2 separate regions of the Mus musculus genome follow, and region 2 is linked to region 1. A link is a loop called in an ENCODE intact Hi-C map of the cell type or tissue named here. Cell type or tissue: left cerebral cortex. All regions are shown on one strand. Links, peaks and the distances in the headings refer to the core of each region. The heading gives the core; the rest is flanking DNA. Region 1 holds the start of Exoc5 (exocyst complex component 5). Region 2 holds the start of Naa30 (N(alpha)-acetyltransferase 30, NatC catalytic subunit).

Evidence for each region. A loop is a pair of places that touch in the nucleus more often than their neighbours do. Peaks named below come from ENCODE experiments on the same cell type or tissue, not always from the same donor. Only the 100,000 strongest peaks of a DNase experiment are listed, where the experiment ranks them.
Region 2: a loop joins it to region 1, with 7 times the contacts of the local background. A loop is called at or near these places in 16 of 42 quality-filtered maps.

What each region holds. Positions count from the first base shown.
Region 1 is chr14:49,064,176-49,067,082 of GRCm38, reverse strand. It overlaps Exoc5 (exocyst complex component 5), which reads left to right and starts at 416. Exons shown (of 18, transcript NM_207214.3): 1 at 416-957. The coding sequence starts at 931. Ap5m1 (adaptor-related protein complex 5, mu 1 subunit) reads right to left here and starts at 534. Exons shown (of 8, transcript NM_144535.5): 1 at 219-534. The coding sequence starts at 292. In left cerebral cortex, for the core only: no CTCF peak of the experiment used is centred there; DNase peaks (open chromatin) are centred at 608, 1,226 and 1,543; H3K4me3 peaks cover 2,089 bases; H3K27ac peaks cover 1,665 bases.
Region 2 is chr14:49,169,833-49,172,743 of GRCm38, reverse strand. It overlaps Naa30 (N(alpha)-acetyltransferase 30, NatC catalytic subunit), which reads right to left and starts at 498. Exons shown (of 5, transcript NM_027492.2): 1 at 367-498; 2 at 1-128. The coding sequence starts at 127. In left cerebral cortex, for the core only: no CTCF peak of the experiment used is centred there; DNase peaks (open chromatin) are centred at 590, 1,114 and 1,361; H3K4me3 peaks cover 1,147 bases; H3K27ac peaks cover 809 bases.

The sequences.
Region 1 (2,907 bases), core at 1-2,500:
AATAAAGATACAATAGCAGTAATACTAGAAAACATGTAGCATCATGTAACAAGCAACTCATTCCTTACAACAAAGTGAGATAAACGTAGAAAGCCTAAATTGCCCAAGGGCACCCTGCTAGCTGCTCCTGGGACAGCTGAGACTCAGCGCACCACAAAAACTCCTGCTTAGATTCATCCTTGGACCCATCATGCCTGAGGATCCAGACTTGCAATTACCTGGAGAATCTGACGGTGCCTCCAAGTGGAGTTCCTGGTTCGTGACGTATGAGCCACACTGCCCGCAGGGCCATGGTTAAGCCTCCCAAGTATCAGAGCGATGTAGAAACTAAGGTCGCCATCCAGCCAAAGTAGACCCCGCCTTCTAGATGGGCTGTACCAGGCAACGTCCGGGTTCTCCCTGAGCCGCAAGAGCTCACTGGAGATGCTCGCTCTTCCGGGTGAGGTGACTCAAGTCTCCCGGTCCCTTCAAGAGATTAAAACACTCCTCAGAAGGTCTTAAGAACCTACACCCGGAATCTCAAGGGACTGGAATACTCTTCTCGCCCACTTCCGGGACGGCGGCCCGCGAGGCTCAAGACGCGTCACCCTGTCGCAAACGAGCGCCTCCGCGGCCCGCTCGCCGCTCGCTCCTTTCGCCCGCCCCGCGAAGTCGGCCGGGCGCGCGCAGCCCCACTTCCGGCGTGCGAGGCGGTGACAATGGGAGCGGCGCGGGCGGCGCCGGGAGGCAGCTGACAGGCGTCTGCGGCTCCGCTTCATGGCTGCTCTCCCTCTCTGCCTTCGCTGTGTGAGGACCGGGGCAGCCAGCAGCGGTGCGCAGCCCGGGCCGGAGGCGGTAGGCCGAGCTGGGACTGGTGAGCGGCGCCGCTGAGGCGCAGCATGTGAAGCGGAGACGGCCTCGAGCGCGGGGCGAGCCTCTCAGCCGGCCGGCATGGCCACGACGGCCGAGCTCTTCGAGGTGGGTCCCGGGGCTCGGCGGGCGGCGGCGGCGGCGGCGGGGGAGGGGCGGGTGGCGGCGGGACGCTGGGCCGGCTCGGGTGGCAGGGCGGCCAGACGTCCCGGAGACCGGACGGGCAGTGGGCAGGGCTGACTCCGGAGCCCAGGGCCGGCGAGCCGGGTCTTGCTGTGCGGATCCTCGCGACGGTGCTACAGGGGGCATCTGAATGGAGACTCTGGGGGGCTCCTCGGTGCCGAGGTTCCGACAAGCTCAGAAGCGGCCCTGGGGTGCCTGCCGTCTTACCTTACAGTCGAAAAGGCTGGGAGGATTCTTTTAAGGACAATAAAGGCCTACTTAGCCTCAGCACGGAAGGGAAGCGACACATCTTACTGCATTTAATTGCTGTGGAACCCTCCGACTGCTAGTTAAAGGATCCTTGGGCTGTGAGAAGCTGTGGGAGCGTTCAGGTGCATTTTCTTGAGTGTTTCAATATTTAAACTTGACAGTTGGATTTTGTGGCGTGTCAGTGTCAGAAGCGGTGAGGTTTGAGATAATGGAATGGGGTTACAAGACAATGAAACAGTATCTTCTTGTGTGGAAAAAAATAGAAGTAGTCATATGAAGAAAAATGAGGAATACACCTTCTCCCCCGCTGGGGCGTGATTACTCCATAGCAGCAGAAGTGTAAGTTGTAGAGAACACTGCAGTTCACAGTTAAGAATGTCACCATAGGTGAAAATTGTATCCATTGAGCATCAGCGTGTTCTGTGGCGTGAATTTTAAATGCCATTGTTTCCATTAAAAAAAAAATCTAACTTTTCAGTTACTTTTTTTTGTTACTGAACGTTGACTTGCAGTCATTCCTAGCATAGATACTGCATTTGTTTAGAGAAATAGCATGCCTAAATTGTAAGTTGTAATGAAAGTGATTTGAGTAAAAGTTATAATTACACCTAGGAAAAATTTATTGCTGTTCCTCAGATGTAAATGTCTGGAGATATTATAACATTTGCTTCACCAGTCATAAAATTCTGCTCATTTACTGTGTATCCTTGGTCAAGATACTAGGTAATTCTGTAATTACTTGTTTCAATTTTTATATCTTACAGGCTTTGGGATCTTTAAATAATACTTTCATGACGAGCTACTTATTAACAGAAAAACAGTATATTATCCTACTGTTATAGTGAATTCTCTTTAACATCCACAATTTCCTCTTGGATGGAAAATTATATTTTCTTCTTTAGACGTATACCAAGATGTCTTCAGTAACTTATTCGAAAATGTGTTTTCTTTCTCAGGGATGAAGAAAGTGGGGGTGGGGGGAAGGGGTGAAGAAATTTGTATTTTGTTCTCTAAGTCTTGTCATTTAGTGGAGTTGTTAAAGTTGTTTAGCTTAGTGACAGCAGTTCTGTAGGAGAGAAACCCAATGATGATACAGTAATCGGAAGATTCGTAGAACACACAGGCATATTGATAGGTCTCATAACTGGAGTGATCCCAACTCTGTCATTTGTAGTTGTTGTTTCATCAAAATCAGAAACATAATAATAGTTACAATGAAGTAGTGCCAGTTATGCATAATTAAGTCTGTTTGTCCTTTCCTGTGAGTCTAACCCTGCACTAGGTTCTGCTTGTGAATAAACCTTCATTCTCCAAGTGAAAAGTTACCTTTTTTTTTTTCTAATAGAAAGGGAAGAAGGAAAAAGGCCCCCAGTGTCTGCTGCCATTTCCTGCAGCTACTGCTACAAATATGGGTTGCAGATTAAGTCAGGCTGTGTCTTTCTCTCCTACTTCCCATTCTAAGTCACAGCTGGAGAGCAAGGGAAACAGGGCAGGATGTAGTCAAGGATATTTTGTTTTTATGCATCCTGGTTTTCATGTACTTCTAAATAGAATTGGACTTCCATTTTCCACATCAGAGAAATTAAGTGGAAACAAAGTTGAGCTTTGAATTTATGAAATTTCATT
Region 2 (2,911 bases), core at 148-2,647, 110 kb before region 1:
CCTCGTCCTCGCTGCAGCAAGCGAGCGCGGCCCCCGCCGGGAACGGGCAGCGGAGCTCCGCCGCCGCTGGGGCCGCAGGCGCTGGTGGTGGGAGGAGGCTGCTAGGCCCAGGCGGTACCTCCGCCATCCTAGAAGCGACACAGCCGAGAGAGGAGGCCATGAGAGGCGGCCGACCGGCGCCAGGCAGCGCGGACTGGCGGGCCGGGGGCGGCCGAGGCGGGGGGAACAAAGGCAGAAACCGTCCCTCACCGAGTGTCCCCAACGCCGCGCCGCCCCCACGCCGCCGCGCCGGCCACCGTCCCTGGCCGCCCGAGCCCCGCCGCCGGCCGTGTCACCGCCTCCCACCCGCCCCTCCTCGCGGCTCACCCCGCGCCGCTCCCCGCCGCCGTTTCCGCCGCTCCTCTCCCTCAGCCACCGCCGCGCCGCAGTCGCCTTCACCGCCGCGGCCGCTCCGCCGCCACCACCGCCACCGCTGTCGCCGCCGCTGCCGAGCCTCTCACCCGGCCGCCGCCGCCGCCGTAAAGCGCCTCGCCTGTTACCCCGGGTAAAGTTTCCTGGGCCAAGCTTTACGACACTTCCCTGCCTGCCGGCTGCCGGGCCAGAAAAGGGGGCGTGGAGGGAGGTGACCTGTGCAGGGGCGGGGCCCGAGGTGTCTCCGGAGGGCTTCCGGGAGGCCGCGTGCCGGGGGTGGGGCTCTAGCCTGGGGTTCCAGAGGTTCCTGCGGAACTCGCCCCGCAGCCTCCCCGGGTGGGCAGGGCTAGGTGCCCTGGGAGCTGCTGGCTGTTGACATCCAACCTCTAGTGCCTTTATGCAGCTGTACTGTTACAACTTTTGCTCTGACCTGGCGCGTGGGGCAGGGAGCGCCGGCTACAAAGGCAGCAAATCCCGGCCTGGACCGCGAATTAGAGGGAATTTAAAACATTGAGCTGTGAAGATAGCATTTTGCAATTTAAAAAAAAGAAGAAGAAGAACCTTTACCTACCCCGTTGGGACAAAAGAATGGCTAGTAGTCTTGTTGCCCCATTCCTCCACCCCAAAGATTGAAGGCATAAATGTGACAAACAGGTGCCGGACAACGAAAGGCAACAACTGGGGGAAGCGACAGAGATGGTGGCGGCTAACAAGCGTACTCCTGATTTGTGGTTGTAATTGTGTTAGGTTGGGAAGCACCTGGTAAGAGTTCACGGGATCCTCCCATGTGATATGCTAAGCAGGTGTAAAAACTTTGAGCGTGTGGGTTACCTCTGCTCTAATCCACAGCTGGTAGTTTTCTGCATATCTGATCTGAGAGTTGAGTAACTCACACGCATACTAATCAAGTTACTTATTAACTTGTAGGAGCTGAAGAGATGAGTCAGCAGTAAGGAACACTAGGGTTAGATTCCCAGCACCCAAATGGCAGTTCACAACTGTCTGTAATCCCAGGTCAAAGGGAGGCTACAGCCTTTTCTGGCCTCCAAGGGCATCAGGAATGTGCACAGATACGCCTACATACAGGCAAACACCCATAACAAGTTTAAAAAGAATAAAATGTGTTAGATAGCTTTTTTATTTATTTCAACTGATTTATAGAGCTAGTCAGGTATGCCCAAGATTCATGTTTTCAGAGATAGGCTTTTATGACAGGTGTTTGCAACTTTGTGCCATAATCTAAACTGAAAAAAAAAAAAAGTGAGCTGCAGTAGTCAGCACATGTCTGGAATCCAAGTACTCAGAAGGCAAAAGTAAAAAGCTATGGAATTCAAAGGAAGCCTGGGCTGCATAGCAAAACTGTTTCTAAAAATAAATACTAAGTAAAAATAAAAATAAATTTCAAGTGAGATTAACCTGCACTGTGGCATGGTTTGAGACACGAGGGTGACAATCCTTTTCACTAAGACTATTAAAGGACACCACCAGCTCAAACAGAGAGACTCAGCCTCTAAAGATGATAAAATGTGTAAGTATCTACCAAGTATTGTACAAAGTGCCCTCTATACACTACGACTTTTATGAGTTCGTGTCTTACAAAAGTACATTCCTGTATAAACAGGCATGAAAACACATATATATTTCAGTTTTCTCAGTAATATGGAAGAAATAATTAAGTAGCTATAAATTTGAGAATGACTAAATAAGCTACTTTGCTTTTTTTTTCTCTGTATGATGTGTGTGCCAACGTGTGTGCCTGTGTATGTTGGTGAGTGTGTGTGTGTGTGTGTGTGTGAACACACGTGTACAGGTATGTTCAGGCCTGAGGATGCTTGACACGGATGTTAGAAATCCTCCTCCATTGCTTATGTGCCTTGTTCTTTGAGGTGAGCTCTCGAAGTTGAACCTGAAGCTCCCCAGTAGAGCTAGTTTTTCAAAGCAGATTGCTCCAAAGATCCTTCTTTCCCACCTGCTCAAGCTGGAATTACACGATCCATCACACCCACCCAGCATTTACGTATGTTCTGAGGACTTTGAACTCAATAGAGTTCACTTGCATGGCAATTTAGCCATCTCACTGTCCTAGATTAAAATAAAGCCTACTACTGTTAAAGTATGCTATTGTTTTCAAAAACAGAAAGAAATATTGCTATTGGTTCTCTTGTAGCTCCTATGACTCCTCTGAAAATTACTCCCACAATTATTCACTATAAAATAACCATTTGTTATGTGTGCTACCTAGCCTTAACTTGACATAAGCTAGAGTTAAGAGAAAGGAGGGAACCTCCATTGAGAAAATGCCTCCTTAAAATCTGGCTGTAAGGTATTTTCTTAGTGATTGATGTGGGAGGGACCGGCCCATTGTGGGTAGTGCCATTCCTGGGCTGGTGGTCCTGGCATCTGAAAGAGAGCAAGCTGAGCAAGCCATGAGGAGCGAGCCAGTAAGCAGCACACCTCCATGGCCTCCGCATCAGCTCCTGCCTCCAGGTTCCTGGCCTGA